2 separate regions of the Mus musculus genome follow, and region 1 is linked to region 2. The links are chromatin loops, found by intact Hi-C in ENCODE. Cell type or tissue: gastrocnemius. All regions are shown on one strand. Each heading gives the region's core, and the rest is flanking DNA. Links, peaks and the distances in the headings are about the cores only.

Region 1 (10,456 bases), core at 2,954-7,953, 49 kb after region 2:
GTCTGCTGTCAGCAAGATGAAAACATTGCCTTGTAAACCATCAGGGGACCTCTCTTGTAAAACCCAGCAGCAGCCGTAGAACTTAAGGAAGGCTTTGCGTATTAAATATCTGTAACATACCTAAAACACAGGAAGGAGAAAGCATGGAGGGGGGCGGGGACCTTGTCTTCCACCACCTCCTCAAATGACAGGAGGTGATAGCAGTCCCCAGGCTAGCCTAGTCAAGCTTCCCAGTTGGGTGAGAGGCAAACAATGACCACCCACTGAGCCTTCTCGGAGCCCACCAGGAGGGCTGGAAATCCGGTGTACATTGCAGATTCAAAAATATGTGCTTCGTGATTAAAATCAGGAAGTCCCTGCCCATGACAGGTGGGAACAGGCCACATGAAGCATGGCAGCAGACCGGGTACCAAGATCACCCCTCTTCTTAACTAGGGAAGAAAGGGTTGCTTTGCTGTTTCCGGCTGACTGACAATTGTATTTTCTCTAATCCTACATTATAGATCTTTTTACTTTTGGCAAAACTTCTCAACATTCCAAATACTTCCAGCAGACCCTTACACCGGAAATGTGGAGCCATAGAAACACTATGCTAAAATGTACAAAATAAAATCAATTAGGCCACGCCCAACTAGATCACCACAGGGTGGGAAACTGCTCTTCAGCATTTCCATACCACTGGTTCAGCTGCCTCCTGTCTTTAGCCTCCATGTTTCTGCTGCCCAGTTTAATTTCTATCTCTTGGTGACATCCCGTGGGTTCCCAGCATTTTTTTTTTTTTTTGCATTTTTGTTTATCAAAGTTGGGCATTTCGATTACAATGTTTGCCTGAGGATTGGCCACGTGGGCAGGGGGAAAAAGGAAATCACTTTAACTGCCAGCAAGAACCTTACAGTCGCAAGAAAAATATATCAGAGCAGGGGTGGGGTGGAGGGTGGGTAATGGGAGTCATTTGCCACGTGGGTTAAGAATCCCCAACCCCAGACTATGAGGGCAGGCAAAAAGATCTCAGCCCACCAGAGTTCACATCCAGGTAACAGATGCCCCTGCCAAGAAATCGAAGAAATCGTTAGTCACAAACTTCCAAGGTGATAGCAAATGAAGAAGTAGATAGAAGAAAAGGCCAAAGCAAGTTTTCTCCTTTCCGCCAGCACAGGCATTTGAGCCGTCACTGTGTGCCATGTGGGCAGTCATTTACTGTGACTAAAGGGAACAATGTTCTACATTTCATAATACTGATCTTTCAGGCAATTTGAGAAAAACTCAAAACTGCACCGCTATCCTTATTATCCAGAAACACTTACAGGGGAAAGAGGAGCTTTCGAGTAAAATTTCATTTAAAAAAAAAATGGCTTTCAGGGGCTTTCTGGAGAAGCAGATACTTCAGAGCTTTAACAAGGACCCGTTTCTTTCTCCCCTGCTCGGGCTAACTTAATCCTCGCAGATGTTTTCCCTGCCAAATACTTGTCTTGCGTGTAGTCTAAGATGGTGTTTAAAATTTCCAAAATTCCTTCTACAAATGTATTCCTATTCCCCTGGAAAATGGGCTCAAATTGATATTAGGAACTGACACAGATGTTAGAGACTCCATCTGCTTTCCAGAAAAGTACGAAACGTGTCTGTGAAATAATGTCTCTTTTTGGCGAATACTTAATTCCTCCCCCTAATTGTCTATAGACTCATTAGCATGCCCATCAAGTTGATGGATATCACATAACCCCTAACCATTACATGGAGAGCGCTCTGAATGGAGGCAGTCTGTTAGATTATCTGCTATTGGAGAGGCTACTTGTAACATTTTCTACTCTAAGTACTTAGCCTTCGGGCACAGAGAACAAACTGACTAACACTAAGCAAACACTTAAGTAGAACTCAAAGCTGGACTTGAGTCTTTAAGCCGCACTCCCATGCTGGGATGCTAGTTAACAATCACTAAACCAATTGGTTTTTATTTGCTTGTGAAAGTGATCTGGGAAGAAAGAAATTCATCCATACTTAAATATGCAACCTGATGCCTCACATTAATAAAAGCAATCCTACAGCAAGTCAAATAATTTAGAGAAATCATCTTTGTGATTTGCTTCATAAAGGTGTGTGTGTTTGGTTCTTTTCCTTGTACTTAGTGGTAGCTCTTGTAATCCCATCTGTCCATTGACATCCACCTTATACAATTGCAACTGTATCTTTATTCTGATAGTTTCGAAATTTATAATCTAGAATTTAAATGCCTGTGGTACATCAATGTTTATAATGTCTTATAAATCAAAGATTGTATTCAAGGTTGAAGCACACAATTAAAACAAAATAATTTTGGAAACTAGCATCAATAGTTGAGAGTATAGGTCTTGATAAAGCATTTGCCAACAAAAACCAATGTTTTCTTCTGCTAATATGAAATATAAGTCCATGTCTTTTTTTAATCTTCAAATTATTTTGATTTATTAACTCATCTTTTCTTAAGGCACTTTTATATTTCATGTTTTGCAAAGGGCTTAGAAAGAGCCTTCTATGATACAAGGACAACTTCACTTTGGCCAGTTTGCAGAACACACATTTAAAACAAAACTTTCCCAAGACCCTAGTTATGTGATTGTAAACTGGCCGATGTTTCTTATGTCAGGGACAGACATAAGGGAGCCACAGGAGCTTGGCTGGCTCTCAACTCGTGTTAAGAACACAGAGAAAACCAAGAGCATACATACACCTGATCTGAACAGAAGGACCCTACAGATGAACTGGAGACACAACCGCCCAAGTGGTGAGACAGGCTGCAGTAAAACAAACACTCACTAAGTCCCGCGATTCATCATGGCACTGCAAGCGTTTGATCAGTTAAGCACAGCTCTAAGACTTCGTATAAAGCATGAAGACAAAGTCTGTTTCCATCTTCACCAATGACTTTACCAAAGTCATTGACCTCGATCGAAATGGAAAACCATTGCTAATCAGCCAACACAGACCTTAAAAGGTGAAAAGAGTCCTATAACCCCTCAATGCCACACCACCAAAAGATTGATGTCTCCATCATTTTCAAAGAGAGTAAAACTTAGGGATGACTTACTGACCTCACTGAACTAACTGCAAAAACTGAAGATTCACTTAGAAGGTTTAATATAGGTTTCAATTTAAAAAAAAAAAAATTTCCCCACAGCTTTAGATCACAAATGCCTCCAAATCCAAGGCCAGGCGATTCATTTGCGGCCAAAGGCAGGCAACCCCGCTACCTCTTCTCGAAGATGGCTGATGAAAACACTACCTCCTAACAACATAAAAATGGTCGCTCAGATTAAATTATGCAAACGTAGTTTCAAAATAGCCCGCTCAGGTTTCAGCGCATTACAGATGGGCCCGCAAAGCACTTTGCCGTGTTGAGCCTGGTTCCAGCGGAATTTCTGTGGCACAGAGGGAGACACAAACCCCAAATCTTCCTTATAAAGAAAAGCTCTGAAATACAAGAGCACGAACATCAAATCCCATGGGCACATCCACCCGCCTTACACATTGTCCTTGAACACAGGCCTATCGCCAGGCCATGGACACTTCTGCAGGACTCCATTCTGGCCTATATGCAGAAGGAGCCATCTTTGAAAGGGTCCCTCATGTCTTTTTAAAATAACATATTCCAGAGATGGAATTTTCCAAATAAGATAATAAATGTATAGTTTACATTATTAATTCTATGAAGAAACTAAAATGCATCTTAAATTATCCATTTTCACAAATTGAAATGTTTTTCCTACCTGGCAGTACTTTAAATAGCCATTTGTGAAGATTTCTTTTCTGGGAATAAGAAGTTCCTAGTTTTCTTCTACTTAAAACTGAGGGGAAACTCAGGCTAATTACTAAAAAACAAAGCGGTTTTGATAAATTTAACATGCGGGCTGATTTCAGTACACACATCACTGGTTCACAGAGAAAGATAATAGTTTCAAATTCACAACTGATCAATTTGAATGCTTTAGTAAAAAAGACTTTAGATGTAAGCAGTTTTTATCAGTTGACCTCTATTTACGTTGCGGATCGAAGTGAAACTTCAGGAGATATATAAAGTGTCAGTTCTCTTTAGGATTTGCTGGACCGCTTTACAAAGAGAGGAAAAAGGACCACCTTAGGAAACTTTTCACTTTTAAAAAGTTGCAAATTGCAAGTAGCTAAAAGTTATGTAAAATATCAAAGTTAAATAGGACTTTAGGAGTCAACCAGCCAACAGATAGGAAACCATTTTGTCCTGAAACGCGACACCCCCCCTCCCTGTTATTGATGGCAAATTTGAGTTTTCACTCTTTTCTATTAGATAACTCGCTTTTTAAAGCCATTCAGAGTTGACTACTATTTGCTTCCATTTCCTTTTCCATGTTTGCTTTTTTTTTCCTTAGTGCATCGTAGTGAGTTTACAGAATCCCCAAGATCAGAACAGCCAACAAAAAACCCCAGCTCCTCATGTGAGTTTTCCTGAGTTTACATGTTCCAATTAGACTTGTGGAAACACTCAAACTATTTTTCAGGACTTTGTCACAGGTGGACCAAGCCTGAAGCAAAATAAAGAGCCTTCGAACAATCCGACATTCTAGGCCTCAAACTGTCAAAACAATGCTTTTTAAGGAGCCGAGGGAGTAAAACACCAGCGGTTTACCTCTACGCTTCCCAGACGGGATAAGGGGCTTCCTGGGACCCCTGACCACCCCAGCTTACCAAACCAATGAAAAGAAGAACGGTGAGGTTCACCACGGTATCTAGGGGAAACCTTTTCTGCAGCTGAGAACTCCTTGCAAGGGCCATGTTGTAAACTGTTTGCGCGTTGTTTACAGGCCCTCAACTCCCTTTGTCCCAAATCTCTAGTTGACTCCACTAAAGGTAGTTTTGTTCTCAGTGGCGATTTATCACACACCCTTCACTAAGCGCTCACACTCACGCTTGACCCGTCATCGTCACCGTAATACATTCCAGTGGTCTCTAAGGATCAGAAGGATGAAAAAAATAGTCTCTGGGTCATTTCCCCCAACTTCGAGCTTATGAAGTTAAAACAGATCCAGTACCATCAGAAGAGAAAAGAGAACACATAAGAAAAGGCAAAAATTATGCCCCACCACCACCACCACCACACACTAATAACTTGACTGCGTTCTACCCAATATCACCAACAAGCCAGAATGACACCGACCCAGCTCAGAGCGCCAACAACACTTCAAACACAAGCGGGGCGGGCGAAGTTTAGCAAAGGATGGAAATGAAGCCACAAAAGAGGGCCCCTGGTGTGTGTCCCAGGCTCACCCCAGCCCCACTCCATTCTCCCTCTTACTTTTGGATGATCTGGGGCAGGCTGGCTTGAGGCTGAGGCGGTGGCGGTGGCGGCAGAGGCTGCATCCCTTGCTGGCCCTGGGGCACGGAGGGCCCCTGAACACCGGGCATAACGCAGGCATCTCTGTCGGGTTGCTCCGGACCGCTGGGATCCGCGTCCTGGCTCATGGCTACTGCCAGCACCATGCGCGGCGACACCGGCCCGGGCTCGCAGCGAAAGAGCGCGCGGGAGGGGCGGTCCCGGAACACAAGCGCTCACTGGCCGGGGTCCCTGTGCCCAGTCCCCTTGTCCTTCTCGGTGGCGTGGGGAGGAGACGAGAAGGGTGGGGAGGAGACAGTCCCCGCGGCGCCGCCTCCTCCACCTCCCGGCGCTCAAGCTGGAGAGGCTGCGGAGGGGGCGGGGGACAGGGACAGGAACAGGGGGCGTCCCCGGGGCCACGGAAGCCGCGAGACGCCCAGGAGCTGCTGCGCGCGGGGTGACCGGGACAACTGTGCCTGTCCACCCGAGGCACAGTGAGTAGCAGCCGCCACCCGCCACCGCGAGCCCTTCGGGGTGACCAGCCAGGCGCTCCTCAGCGCGACACCCTCGTGAGAGGGCGACACGCCGGCCCGCCCCGCAGCCGCCCTCCGCCGCCTTGTAGTTTCTTCCGGAGCTCACAGGCTGCCCGGCTCCGGCAGAGTCCCGAGGACATCGCCAGCGCGAAGTGCGCCCGGGGCTTGGCATCCTCCTGCGGCTGGAGCCCAGCCAGCGCCTCTGGAAGGACCCGACACTGTCACATCCTTCCCTAGGTGGGTGGGACTGCGATCTCGGGGCCCAGATGATCAGGCCCCGGAGCTCACCACGCTGGTAGTTCCAGCTGTCGCTTCGGGGGTCCCAAAGGCGACGGACAGGGTAGCAGTGGATTCATTTCTTTGAATTTTCCCACGAGAGCAAAAGAAAACCAGGCACACGTTTCTTTCATATTTATTGGCAGCGTCTCTGGAAATTTAAAGGATAAGGAAGAGAGTTCACCGACTCTGTTAATTGCCCGGAGCCCACCTGCGCCGGACACCCGTGTGCACCGGGGTGGCAGCTGTGCGACGCACTTGTGAGGCTCTGAGGGCGGAGCAGCTGGAGACGGCGACAGGGGACACCTGCTCCCGCAGACCCTCCTGCACCTGAGCACCGGCCGGGGAGTGGCCGCCTCGTGCTCTCTCGGACTGTGCTGTTCCGTGGTGTTCCAGACACGGACGCCCGCGGCCAAATTCCTCTCTCGTGCGTTATAAGCCAGAGGGCAGCGAGCTGATCCCACAGCCTGAAGTCCTGCCTGCCTGCTTCACACACCAGAAAATTCTAAAGATGTCTCAAAACCTGACAACTGCTTGAACTCTCTGAAAGATACTTTTTGTCCCTCCTGACTCTTGTGTCAATTTCCCCTTGAAACTGCCTACTCTGCCACCCTACCTTAGAGAGCTTCTCTCTCTCTCTCTCTCTCTCTCTCTCTCTCTCTCTCTCTCTCTCTCTCTCTCATTGCCAATTAGAGTTACGATTATTTGTATTAAACATCACACACATCATTCACAATTCACACAAGTCTGACAAACAAACAAACAAACAAACAAACAAAACAGAACGTGTGGCGGCGGGTGGCACATGCCTTTAGTCCCAGCTCTTCACTAGAGAGGCAAAGGCAGGGGGATCTCTGTGAGTTGGAGACCAGCCTAATCTACAGAGCACCAGGACACCCGGGGAGACACAGAGAAAGACTGTCTCGAAAAAAAAAAAAAAAAGCAAAAATCTCTCAAGTAAACATGGCTTACTTGCTGGCCCCTCTCAGAAGCAGAACAGGGTGTCTGAAGACACGGGCAGTTTTCTGTGATCAATTTCTGTCACTAACTTCTCGAGTGTGGCTTCCACATACTCCATCTTACCCAGGCACACATACACACTCCCTTAACCCTGGAGGAAAACACCTAAAACTAACATTGAGACTCTCCCCAAAAAAGACAATGAATGAAGTCTTCCCAGATGTTGCCAGAGAACCGTCTAAAGCGTCTGGAGAGAGCTCTGTAGTCATGAGGCAGATCTGTTTACTGTCTGGACTGCAATGCACCAATGGAAAGGTATCCTCTCTGAGGGTTGGTTAGCAAATGTGACGGAATTAGGAATAATGAGGCCCTGGCTCCAAGTTCGAGGTGGGGGTGTTTCTTGCAGGCAGAAGGGCTGATTTTTACAAGTGGGATTCTACAGTTCAATAGTAGCCAACTTGAACAAGGTATTTTTAAAACTCCGAGGAAACTGAGTGGGTGGAAGGCACACTAGTGCTCTCATTAAAGACTTGGTAACATGAAATTCTATGGAGTTCTCTCCATGGGAATGGGTGGAAAAAGACTGAGGTGTGGGGGTGAGTTTTGAGTGTTCCTCCTGGGACAATACAGAGAGCAAAGGGAGACTGAGAATTCACTGGGCTTTGGAAATTTAAAATAAATAATAAAAGAAAATCTATGGTCCGCAGGCATTTTCCCCCAGAAATCCTATTTGCATGGCTATAACTTAATATTTGTCATTAGCAATGTGGAGGGTAGTGCTCTGGCAGAAACCTTAAGGTACTTGGATCCCCCAGAATGTTGCCTGGGACTGCAGTGAGCAACCATGTCTATTTTCCAAGTCAAACATTACATGCGTTAACCAGTTGGGGATGCAGTTACTTTTCCTCGATTTTTATCTAGGAGTGGCACAACACAGACACACACACACACACACACACACACACACACACATACACACACAGATAATTATCTAGGATCCAAACTGCCCTCCCATCCCCTAAGGGTGTGCTTCTCTAAGCAAATGTGAGAAAGGCTGAGTCACCCACTTCATTTCACAGTGGGGAGTCTGACGAAGGGGAGGGCTGGCAACAGCTCTTTGCTCCTCTCTGCAGGAGCATCCTGTCCCTCCTTGACCCACAAGGATCAGGCAGCGAGGCTTTTGTTGTGCGTGGACATTTCTCGGGAGGCGTGCCTTGCTTATCTTTAGACAGTAACCCCTGAGCTAGCTGGAATGATTGTATTTTACAACCAAGGAAACTGAGTCTCTCAGACAGCTATGAGAATGTTGCTCAAGGCCACCCAGCTTCTGAGGGACAGAGCAAGACCACTGCTAGGCCGGTCCATTTTCAAATCCTATCTGTCACCCTGTGAAGACACTGCCTGGATGATGGGTGTAGAGCTGAGAGCTCACTGCCTGATGAGGTTTCATCCTCCAGGGAATAAAAACCGGCACCTGTACTGTGATTCAATCCGCCACACCCACCTTCTGAGAGCCCTAGATTAGTAGGTGGTATCTAAATTGTAATGGGACCATTTAAAGAAACAAGCAACTTTGTTATTCCAGGGTCAGTCATTCTCAAACTTGCAGTGACACTGGGCCCCTGCCTTGTTTCATAAGCTGAATAATGAATTTACTGGCTTTCAGGCTCTGTGTTCTCATACCTGTTTATTTAATGCAGACAGAGAAGCCTGAAGAACGTGTCCAAGGTCAAGGTCGCTGGGATACTGAACTGCAGAGCTGGGGCTCAGCACCTTTTCTGTAACACTGCATCGCTCTTCTGTAACACTGTATCGCTGTTCTGTATCATTGTAACACTGTCCTCTACTCAAAGGGTCGCCTACCTTTCAGGCTGATGTGATCATTCCTCTGCCGAAGGGATCACTTCAGGTGTGCCGCCCTTCCCGGTGTGTACACCTCTAGATGGTAAAGTTCGGTGCTCTCAGAGCCGGTGAGGCTGGGAGACACAGACCTCCTTCTCTGCTGCAAGGAGAAGCGCAGACTGCTGCAGTTTCTGCATGGGAGCTGGAATTGTCTATTAACATTGCAACAAGGGTGTTGGGGAGGAAGCGGAAGGCACAGGGAAGGGCAGTGAGGAGGTGAGTATGGGCAAGGGGTGAAGATAGACAAGTATGAAAACGCTGTAGTCAAACCCATTGTGTTGTATACTAACTAAAAATATGTATTTTTGGATTTCAACACAGAAAACTGATTTGGCAGTTTCTCTCCTAGGAATATATATATATATCCCCAATCACAGCTGTACTTTCAAGGGAATTGACTAGTATTGTTCATAATAGCAAAAGCTAGACACAGCCAAGTGAGCAGTGGGAAACGGTGTGTAGAAAGAAGGTTCCTGCTCCTGACTGCGCAGCTCTCTACAGGGAGGTCTCTGCCGGCTCAGGAGAGATTTCCTGAAAGAAAGTGCTAGTCTCTCAAGAGAATTATGTCATGACTAAATGTCCTAAATAGAACATCTCTGGGGAAATTATACAAGCAAGTAATTATCAGCGGTGAGCACCTCTACAAATTGGGGCGAGGCAAGAACCTTTTCCTTGTGTGGTCTTTTATATTATTTAAACATTTGGAATAAAATTTACTGAAATGTATACAACTTGAATTTTCACTTTGCAACATTGCTTTTTTAATAGCAGTGAAATTTAACGATTTCACTGTTCAGCCATTAACAAAGTAAAGTCATTAATAAGATGGGTTTTTTTAAATTTATTTTTGTTTTTGTTTTTTGAGACAGGGTTTCTCTGTGTAGCCCTGGCTGTCCTGGAATTCACCCTGTAGACCAGGCTGGCCTTGAACTCAGAAATCTGCCTGCCTCTGCCTCCCAAGTGCTGGGAGTAAAGGTGTGCGCCACCACTGCCCGGCTTACTTATTTTTTTTAATTACATTTTTATTTATTGGTGGGGTGGTGATGCCACAGAGCACCTGTAGAAGCCAGAGGACAACTGTGAGAAGTCAGTATTCTTCCACTGTGTGGATCCCAGGTGACCTGAGTGCAGCAGGTGTGGCTGTAAATATCGTAATCTGCTGATCCATTTTGCCAGTCCAAGGATTTTTTTTTTTTAAGCAAAACAAAAAAGGGATTAACAGGAAAGAAGGAAAGACACTGGAGACTGTATAATACACTAGCAAAGTCATTAAAGACAGTTATAGAAGGAAAGCACAGATTTACCAGTAGTCATGTTCTTGCAATCTGAATCTAGTAGTCCTGTTATTCAGAATACATTTTACACATCTAGACCCAAATGTATTAACTTACCTGGACATTAATAGCAACTGTTACCATTTCTTTTTTTTAATATTTATTTATTTATTATATGTAAGTACACTGTAGCT
Region 2 (10,456 bases), core at 3,667-8,666:
AACCACAATGACTAGATTCTCAGGGGAAAACCTCCCAGTCAGTGGGAGATGAATCCTTTGAGCACTTTAACAGAGATTGGAAACCAGAGGGAAGAGCTAGACACGCTTAGGGGCACGCTTCAGAGGGAAGGGCTAAGGAGCCACAAAAAGCAAATGTGTCTGGGGATGGATAGGAGGGAAGGCTGAGGCTGGCTGAAACAAAACCACATAATTGCATCATGCTTAGTACAGACGCCCCAGGCCTGCAGCTCTTTGACTCCGTAGGCCTGGGACCTCTTCTCTCCCAGGGGTAAATTCCATCTGCCTTAGCAGCCTCAATCCCGCAGGCTCTTGCAAATGTTTGCCTTGCTGACGCGGGCTCTGGAGACTGAACCCAGAGCTGCGGTGGCATTCCAGGATAGGCCTGTGGTGAGGCAGCCTGACTCACAAGATTTTCAGATTATCAATAGGGAAGGCAGGAATGTCATGGCCTGTGTACATGGGCAGGAGGACATTCATCAAAAAGACAGCTGTCATGAAATCACTGCCTCCCTTTCCCGCTGAAGTGGGGCGGCACCAGTGTGTGTGTGTGTGTGTGTGTGTGTGTGTGTGTGTGTGTGTGTAGGCCTGTGTGTGGACACGCACACGCAAATATGGAAGAAAAAAAAATCATTTCCCAAAACAGGACCAAGGAGGCCTAGAATCAACCATTCAAAGGACAGAACACGTCCAAGCAGAGGGACACTGTGCCTTAGTCCTAATACTGAGAGCCCCGGTTCCCACTGTTCCCACTGAGTAATTGATGGGACCAGCACATCACTTATGGTCCAGGCTGATACAAGGCGCCAGTGGTATGTTTGGAGAGTCTGTCTTCACTGGTTTCCATGGAAATAACCTGTAGAGTTCTCAGTGGAATCCTGCCTGGGCAGTTGAGGAAAATTAAGTCTACCTGGGAACTCTGTGCTGGAGAAAGGTTGTAGGAAAGAATTCTCCATAGCCTGTGGCTGTGAGAAGACACCTTTCGGGGTTCAGTCGGAAGTAGCGAGAAGGAAACAGGAGTCTCAATTCACCATATCATAGCCCCAAATAATTCAGGTCTCCGCAATGGGTTTTGTCGAGAAAGGACATTTTCTGGACTGGTGAGAGGTCACTTGCCACCAAACTTGATAACCTGACTTCTGTCCCTGAAACCCTCATGGTAAAATGAGAGAACCCAGTCTTCAAACTTCTCCTCTAACTTCTATCTATACACACGGTGTTGCACGCACAAGCACGCACGCACGCGCGCACACACACACACACACACACACACACACACACAAAATGAAACAGAGTCCTTGCCACAGGTCTGAAAACATTCACCCCCAGAGTAGGTAGAATTTTTGTTGCCTACCGGAAGGAGCAATCCCAACTTATTTCTTGCTTTGGTTTCTGATGTCTCTGCGCCCTCAGGCCCCGTGTCACTCACTGTCTGTGAAGAAAAGGCTCCAGGCATGAAAACCAAAGGTAGACAGTCTCTGAGCCCCTTAGACATTGTGGAGCCTACAAACCAAGCCAGGGGCATCTGCCTCCAGTCATCCCATTAAGTAAATGTCAGACATCCCTCTAATCCACAGACTGCCAGTTTTCTGATGGCAGCTAAACACATCTTCATGTTAATCCATTCAGCTCCCCCATAGTGGACTCTGAAGAATCATTTTATAGTTGCTAATGTCCACCTAACTTGCCCGAGGCAGACACTTGCATGAAACCTACTGTTCCTATCCGGTTCTTATCTACAGGGGAGACTTGGGGGTGGGGGAGTGTAGCTCCTGTAAACCTAGACAAGCTTGTCACCTGGAGTCTGGTGTTGATGACCCACCATGAACCAGATAAACCCAGTAAGGTAGGAGAAAAGAAGAAGGAACAAAATGGGTGGAGGGGTCAGAAGGGGAAGAGGAACGGGAAGCGGGTGTTTTTTAAATGTGCCTTTTGAAAAGAGAGGCCCTCCTGCTTTTCCGAATCCCACATTCTGCACCAGAAGCCACTGTGTGCTATATCTCCATCATCACTGGGCTCATCCGTGAGCCCCCCTGCCACATGGTGCATGGTGAAGGACCGATGGCTTCTTAGCATTGCCTGTGCATGACTTGGCTGGGCAAGACATATTTTGCATTAGCTTAGGTCCTGACATTCTATCATGTTCCCTGTCAAGACGCCAAGTCATTCTTGGAACCCTGCACACGGAGTGACATCTAACAGAACCCCAGCCGATGAGGTGGCTCTCTGCTGCCCCACCTGCAGGGCAGTGATCTGGCTGGCTGCTCTGCGAACAGAGGTTTACCAAGGAAAGGTCAGCAGCCTTGGCCAGCGTCTGCAGCGCTTTTGGAGGAGGCTGTGTTACAAGGCATGGTGGTGTTATTTGTAACCGAGTTGCTTTTAGCAATCAGTGTCACTGCGTCAGAAGCTAAAAGTGGGACGGAGCTAGGTGCCCAAGGCTCTCAATGGGGCATGGCAGAAGGCTGAGGGGAATGGCCATCAAAATGACACCTTCCTTTCCCAGCTCCGAGATGCCTTCGGTGACCCTTCCCCTGCCATCCCCTGACAGGGGTGCTCTGTCAGGCTGAAAGAGGAGAACTCTGGTGGCACCTTAGGTGACACTGTCTGGGATGCCTGTGGCCGGACAAGCGTGTGTCAGTGCCTTCCTCGTAGGGTATCAGCTCTCTTGTAGGGATACTAGGTTCTCGGGGACACGCGGGCTTCCCATCGGCCCCCTGTGGAGGGCACCTGGCAGGAAGGGGCTGGGACTCCTCTGACTCTGACTACCCTCCGCTGGCCTCCCCTGAAGCCTCCTTACTCCAGGTCCATGGCCTGTGATGACTGGGGCCTGCTGCATGCTCAGAGCTGTGTGGAGCATCAGGAAATGAATTTAAGAAATAAAAAGCAAGAGCTTCCCAGAGGCCACGCAATCTCTAGTTTAAAAAAAAAATAGACCTTTGGGGCTGGAGGTATGGCTCAGTGGTGAAGAGCACTAACTACTCTTTGACAGGACCCAGGTTCAATTCCCATCACCCTTCACAACAGTCTGAAACGCCAAGTCCTGGGGATCTGACGTTCTCTTCTGGTCTCGGTGGACACCAGGTATGGACACACATGCAGAAATACCTGATACGCATTTTGAAAACACAAAAATTGAAATTAAAAACGGAATTTTTTTTTTTTTGTCCTGCCATGTAAGTGGATGTGTGGCTTGGGATGGACTGGCGGTGTGGATGTGCCAATAGGAAGTCAAAGGTGTCATTTAGCGAGAGAGGCAGGGGCTGGTGAGCGGAAGCCTCCTAGGAGATGGGGTATGAGGCAAGGCTTGAGGAAAGGATCTGTGATGGTTGTAAGAACCCAGGTCAGCTCAGGGGCCAGGCCACGGGCAGCGTGGTGGCTCCGAGGGGTCAGAAGTGACTGACAGAGGAGGACTGTACCATACTCTGGCTGCGTGCACAGCAGCCTCATGAGCAATGCCCCAGCTCTCCTGTCTGTGAACAGCAGGCAGGTGCCTGCACTGCAGGGGGTGGGAGGGTCTGGCCTCATGTAGCTCAGGCTGGCACCAAACTCTGTAGGTAGCCAAGGGTGATCTTGAACTCCTGATCCTCCTGCCTCTACCTCCCAAAGGCTGTGATTACTGATGTCTACAACCACGTAAGGTTTCTGCAGTGCTGGGAATCAAATCTAGGGCCCAGCACATGCTAGGTATACATTCTATCAACCCAGCCGCATCCCCGGCCCCATGCCAGACAATCTGAATGTTTTATGAAACTCCCAATTTTTAAATGTTGGCCATGTTCTTTTTTAAAAATATACTTTGTGGGCCAAGGAAATCACATAAATGAAAGCCATACTCCATCTGCTGGCAAGCTTTGGCTCTGAGGATAAGAAAATTTGGGTTCAGAAAACCTATAGGTGGGGCTGGAGAGATGGCTCAGCGGTTATGAGCACTGATTGCTCTTCCCGAGGTCCTGAGTTAAATTCCCAGCAACCACATGGTGGCTCACAACCATCTGTAATGGGATCCGATGCCATCTTCTGCTGTGTCTGAAGACAGTGACAGTGTCCCCACATATATGAAATAAATATGGCCAGAGAGAGCGAGCCTGGGGGGTGGGGGTGGGGAGCCTATAGACTAAAAAGACTCCAGCAAAAGTAATTTATGGTTATGGAGGTGAGTGGAACCAGATGGCTGCAGACAGGAAGGTTTCACATTTGAACCTAACAGTGTTTGCAAGGGTGAAGACGTACGTAAACATTCCTCAAGATGGATACTGTATGCAGTATGAGTGTGACTCAGTGAAAAAAGGAAACAAGACAGGAAGAGATGGCTCAGCAGTCAAGGGCACTGGCTACTTTTCCATTCACAACACCCAAGGGCAGCTCACAGCCACCTCCAACTCCATGTCCTGAGGATCCAGTGCTCTTCTCTGACCTTCCTGGGCATCGGGAGATGAACAGGCATACACGCAGGCAAAACAGCTACATACATAAAATAATTTTTAAAGTAAACTAGAGAGCCCCACCTCTGTGGCTGAAGAAAGCACTTTAATTAATAAAGTCCTCTGTTCCCTTCTGTCGGCATCCTGCTGCCCCCCTGACTGCCCTCCAAGACACCGTCCAGGCTAAGCGCTTTCTCCTTGGAGCCTTTCCCAACCACCACCCCAGCCATGTGTGCCCTTGGCCCATCTAGATCCTCCCAGATGTAGCATTGTGAGCGCCTCTTTCTCTCTCAGCCACTCACAGGGTGACTCTCCCTGTATGCCTCCCTCAGAGCTCTAACCTTGGGGACAGGGTGCCCACAGCCCAGACCTACACAAGGCAGTCAGTCATTCAACACACACCTGAACGGCTCCTTGTGCAATCAGTAATTGAAGGATGCCTCTCGCCTTTCACCACACCTATTTCCCTAGAGGTGACTAAGCAAAGAATTTAGAAACCTGAGACTGGGCGTGGCCAAAGGAGGAGCTTAAGTTTGGTTGAAAAGGCCCACCTGCAGGGAATATTTATCAACTAAGTATTTTAAGTCTGACTGATTCTCCTGCAACCAGCTGCAGGACATCCCACAGATGATGAGCAGTAGGTGTGCATGCGTGTGCACACGTGTGTGCACGTGCATGATTCCTAGATTATTTCTCTGGCCCAAAATACTCCAAGTCAATGGTGCCCAAGCTTCAACAGGCATCAGAATCCCCAAAAGGCTTGTTGAAACATGCTTGGGCCCACCTTACAGACTGGGCAAGTACGTCGGGGAGAAGGGCCCTAGAGTTTGCCTTCCAACTACCTACCCCATGCCATAGCTGCTGCTGTTCCCAGGATCCGCTGTCAATGGCACTGGCCAGGCATGCGCATGCTCTGGAAGCACAGAGCATCACGGTGCAGTCGCCTTGGCACACTTGACAAACTCACTAGATCGTGCCCAGTGCACAGCCACATGAACGGTGCAGACAGACTTACAGCCAACAGTTGTACTCTCACCTTTGCTTACCAGAAAAGGAATTGCTACCTCTGAGTGCCCTTCACGGGATTTGCTGTTGAAGCAGAAAAACGACACCCACTTTCGGTCACTCCCCAACAGTCACATGGTCTCAGGTTCAAACACATGACTCTGAGAGTAAAGATTTTTAAATCCCTGTCCATCCGTGAACTTGTCCACTTCTCCATACGGCTCTGGTTAAATGGGCCATTAGCTGGGTTCTTCCTTTAATAGATTCCCCTACTTCCTTCAACCACAAGAGGTCTCCATTATGGGTTCCAGCCTCTGTACTAGGTCGGGGGCTAGTGAACTTTCTCAGCGACTAAGCCAGCCAAAGGGTCTCTCTAGCAGCGTCAGAGGGTGGAGGCAGCCTTCCAGCAGACAGGCTAGCACGCTGCTCTGAAATAGCAGCCCTCGCTGTCCCTGGCAGGAGGTGCACTCTGACGTATTCAGTTACGAGCGAATGCCTGGACATTAAATCTAAATGGCCCATGGTATGGAATGCCCGGGCAGTGTGCGCTTGGATTATTTATGCCTCCGCACCTGTGGAGGCTGAGATCTAATTATTTATTTCATGCTAAGTTTCCAACCTTGCTGCAGAGCAAGAGAGCATGTGAGTCAAACTACAGGCAACTATGGGACATCACTCAGCAGGAGTCAGAAAACTTAAGGACTTCAGTACCCAGGATGCCACCTTTCTTCTTGCTGTCTAAGGATGTCCTAATGAAATTCAATCCTGTGTGGAGAAGTTTTAAAACCCTTGAAATAACAACACCTGAAAGACCACATCTGTGATCTTTCCATTAGAGTGCAGCCCAGGAGGTGGAGGTACAAGGTCTGGACCACAGATGTCTGGTCTTTTTTTGGGGGGGAGATGGAAAGGGGGGCAAGGTTTCTCTATGTAACCCTGGCTGTACTGGATCTTGCTCTGTAAACCAGTCTGGCCTCGAACTCACAGAGATCCACAGTTCCTCTGCCTCCCAAGTGCTGAGAGCAAAAGCGCGTTGCCCCCACCACCTGGATATTTGCTGATCTTTCTTGGCGCACATCTGCCTTCCTGTGGAAGGCCAATGGCTCAGGGTGCTACTCCTTCCCAACATGGCTAACAGTGTGCTTCAAAATCATTACAACTCCCAAGTTAACCCCGTCAGCTTTTTGTGTGACTTCATAAGGCATGTTTTCCCACACTGAAATGCTTCCTTATGGTGAAAGTCAGTGCAAGGATGTCAATAAGCCCGTGGTTCAAAAACTACCATTTTAACCCAGTCTCTCACCCACTGATCACTTGAGTAGAGCTACTAAGAATTTAAACCTCTTCACTCCCCTCCTCTGCACAATTCCTTCCCTGAGTTAACTAGAGTCCAGCCTCCTGCTCTGGTAAGAGAGACGAATTCCTACTTCGTCTTAGATTCTTCTCTAGAGAGAGTGGTCAGTTTTCATATACAGTTTTAGAAAATTCCCAAGGCCCCGGCAAATATTTACCAACAGCTTCACTACGGCCCCCAAAAGAAGGTTATTTAAGCTCCCAACCTAAGGGCCATGCTAACCCAGCTAAGCAGCTGTACCCAAGGATGGATTGGCCTTAGTAATGGGAGCAGGGGGAACACGCTCCAACCTCAAATGGGATATCAGGACTATGTTCTTGGAGGATTAAGGTTCCTGCTTAGGTATGGTCTCGGTCCGTGGTTCTCCCAAAGTGCAAGATGTTGCGTGCTTTGTGTGAGACTATTCTAGATCATGGGAATCCCTATGATTACTGAAGAGCTTGTCTCATGACAGGGATACTCCATAAATACTGGCTACCATAAAACACCTGCCCGAGGACCAGCAGGAGGGGAACCCATGAATCTCCTCCCACACAGGTGCGTCTGCCCCGTCCTAACTCTCTGACCCAGTTACCGATGAGAAACTTGAGAAATTGAAACCTGAGCCAAATATATCACTGGTTCATTCTGTCGGACAGACTTAAGTAGGTTAAACACCACATGAAAACCAAGCCAGTTTACCAAACGTAAGGCTACCTATCCATCGACAACGACGGTTTACCAACAACTTCACGGGGGCCCTGTAATCTAAACTATGTCATTGGCATGTTAAAACAGTTCATATGTAGTCTAATAAATTCATATGCACTCTCTCATTTTAATATGGCAAGGACAGAATATATATCAATGATATATGTAGTTTGATAAATATATATAGTTTGACAAATTTACATATACTCTCCCATTTTAATATGGCAAGAATAGAATATATTAATGACAATATATGTAGTTTAATAAATTTATATGTGCATTCCCACTTCATATGACAAGAATATAATATATTAATGTTAATATATGTAAGCGAAATCTTCATATTCCTTGATATATTCTTGAGATAAATATGCCATTTAAAATGAGTATCATTCTTAGACAAGAAAGTAATTCAGTAAAACGAAGAAGAGTAGCTAACCTACCAACCCTGCAGTTTTAAAATGGTCGTGCTTGGGTCATGCTCAGTGGAAGAGCAGTTGCCTAGCATGTGCAAGGCCCTAAGTCCCATCACCAGCACTCAACAGGTAAATAATGTCAAAGGCCATGTCCATGCTCATGCTGGAGATGGGGAAAGTGCCTAGAAACACACAGTGCCATGGGAAGGCATAAACTAGGAAAGCACTATGACAGATAAGGCAATGGAATCAACTTTCTCCCAGTGAAAGGAGCCGTTTAGCTGGAGAGGCCCGCTGGTGTGTTCTACGGAGCTTTTTTTTTTTTTTTTTTTTTTTAAAGATTTATTTATTTATTATATGTAAGTACACTGTAGCTGTCTTCAGACACTCCAGAAGAGGACGTCAGATCTTGTTACGGATGGTTGTGAGCCACCATGTGGTTGCTGGGATTTGAACTCCTGACCTTTGGAAGAGCAGTCGGGTGCTCTTACCCACTGAGCCATCTCACCAGCCCCCTCTACGGAGCTTTTAAAGAACCCAAACCCTTCCTGAAGTGCTCTGCAAACCAGAAAAGGCTAGAGAAGCCCTTCCTGTTCTCTGAGGACAACAATCCTAATATTAAGATCAGAAAAGACACTAGGAGCCGGGCGTGGTGGCACACGCCTTTAATCCCAGCACTTGGGAGGCAGAGGCAGGTGGATTTCTGAGTTCGAGGCCAGCCTGGTCTACAGAGTGAGTTCCAGGACAGCCAGAGCTACACAGAGAAACCCTGTCTCGAAAAAACCAAAAAAAAAAAAAAAAAAAAAAAAAGAAAAGACACTAGGAGGAAAGAAAACTACACAGCAAACGGTCTTTGCGTACAAATGATGTAAAGACCATCACCAGAAGGCTTGGAGACAGAACTTGACAATGTAGTAAGGACGTGCACCCCATGTCCGTCCTGGTTCATATCAACTGTCAGCTTAGCAGGATATAGAGTCACCTTGAAAACCAATCTCTGCACGTGTCTGCAGGTTTACTGGGTTACAGAAACTGAAGTTGGAAGACCCTAACTGTGCAGCACCCTTCCCAGGCTGGGTGCCGTGTGACCACATGACCTCTGGTTTCTGACACCAGGTCATCCTGACTGTGACAGACTTTGTCCCTTCACACTATGTCAAAACAAACCCTTCTTCCCTCCCCTGGGTTGCTTCTTTTCAGGAATTCTGTTACAGCAACATGACAAATGAAACTTAGTCCCCAAATGCAAGGGTGGGCCAAGATTTTAGAAATCAATAAATGGAACCACAGTACATTAACAACACAAGGAGAGTAACACAGTCATTCGCTCGATGCATGAAGAAGTATGTGGCAACACTCCAACCCCTGTTCACGATTAAAAATGAAAACTCAATACACTGGGATAGAATGAACCTTCTCAACAGAATAAATGTCTATGAGAAGCCCAAGGCTAATGCATACCTAACATCAAAGACTTAAAAGATTTAAAGACAACCAAGATTGAAACACTTTTCCCCAGTGTCAGGAGCAAAGCAAGGATGCCATCTCTACTGCATTTGGCTAGAGATTCTAACCAAAGGAATGAGGCAAGAAAAGAAAAACCATTTAAATTGAAATTTAAGAAGTAAATTTTTTCTCACAGATGATATGATGTTACATGTAAGGAGATTTAAATGTATTTCTTTGTGTGTCTGTCTGTCTGTCTGCCTCTGCTACCTCCCTTCTGTCCTTTCTGAACTTTTATAGTTAATAAACAAATAGTCATGTTGTAAAACATAAAATATTTTTTATTCAATGTAATCTTATCAAAATGGAATTCTTTCAAAAGTAGGAAAAAATATCCCCAAATTCACACAGGCTCTCAAAAGACAAATAGCAAAAATAATCTCCAAAAATAAGGACAAGGCTGGAAAGCCCACACTGCCCGATTTTGAAATTATCTACAAGTTGCAGTAACCAGAGGTGGCATACTGGCATAAAGACAAACATAAACACCAATAGACTAGAACACACAGCCCATAAAAGGAAACGCATGCTCACACGGTTAATTAATTTTCAACAAGTGTCTCAAAAAGACCATTCGATGAGAAAAGAAAAGTCTTGTTGATGAATCATACTGGAAAATCTGTAAGGTCAGAGAGATGGCTCGGCAGCTAAGAACACTGGCTGCTCTTTCAGAGGACCCAGCTTCCATTCCCAGCACCCACATGATGGCTCACAACTATCTGTAACTTCAGTTTCAGGGGATCCAACACCTTCTCTGGCCTCTACAGATTCCAGGTACACACATGGCACATGTATATATGTGTAGGCAAAACACCCAAACACAGAACAAAGAGAAAAAAGAAAATTTGGATACCCACATGCAAACAAATGGACCATTACTTTATACACTATACAAGAACACATACATGTGGGCCCAGAGAGATGGCTCAGCAGTGAAGCCTGCTTTCTGCTCTTCCAGAGAACCTGAGTACAGTTCTCAGTACCCACGTCTGGCAGCTTGTAACTGACTCAAGTCCGGCTCCAGGGCATCCCACACCCTCTTCTAA

The links. Hi-C counts contacts between places; a loop is a spot of excess contacts. Peaks named below come from ENCODE experiments on the same cell type or tissue, not always from the same donor. Only the 100,000 strongest peaks of a DNase experiment are listed, where the experiment ranks them.
Region 1: it touches region 2 in a loop (5-fold over the local background); 8 of 42 quality-filtered maps call a loop at or near these places.

Annotation. Positions count from the first base shown.
Region 1 is chr19:53,672,436-53,682,891 of GRCm38, reverse strand. It overlaps Rbm20 (RNA binding motif protein 20), which reads right to left and starts at 5,586. Exons shown (of 14, transcript NM_001170847.1): 1 at 5,300-5,586. The coding sequence starts at 5,484. Gm46653 (a long non-coding RNA gene) reads left to right here and starts at 7,121. Exons shown (of 2, transcript XR_001782674.2): 1 at 7,121-7,401; 2 at 8,787-9,714. In gastrocnemius, for the core only: no CTCF peak of the experiment used is centred there; DNase peaks (open chromatin) are centred at 5,633 and 5,971; H3K4me3 peaks cover 3,697 bases; H3K27ac peaks cover 4,011 bases.
Region 2 is chr19:53,721,890-53,732,345 of GRCm38, reverse strand. All of the region lies in intron 1 of Rbm20 (RNA binding motif protein 20), which reads right to left. Among named protein-coding and RNA genes, the nearest start is that of Gm30943, 27 kb to the left of the region's middle. In gastrocnemius, for the core only: a CTCF peak has its summit at 5,732 (motif pointing right); no DNase peak of the experiment used is centred there; H3K4me3 peaks cover 2,732 bases; H3K27ac peaks cover 4,469 bases.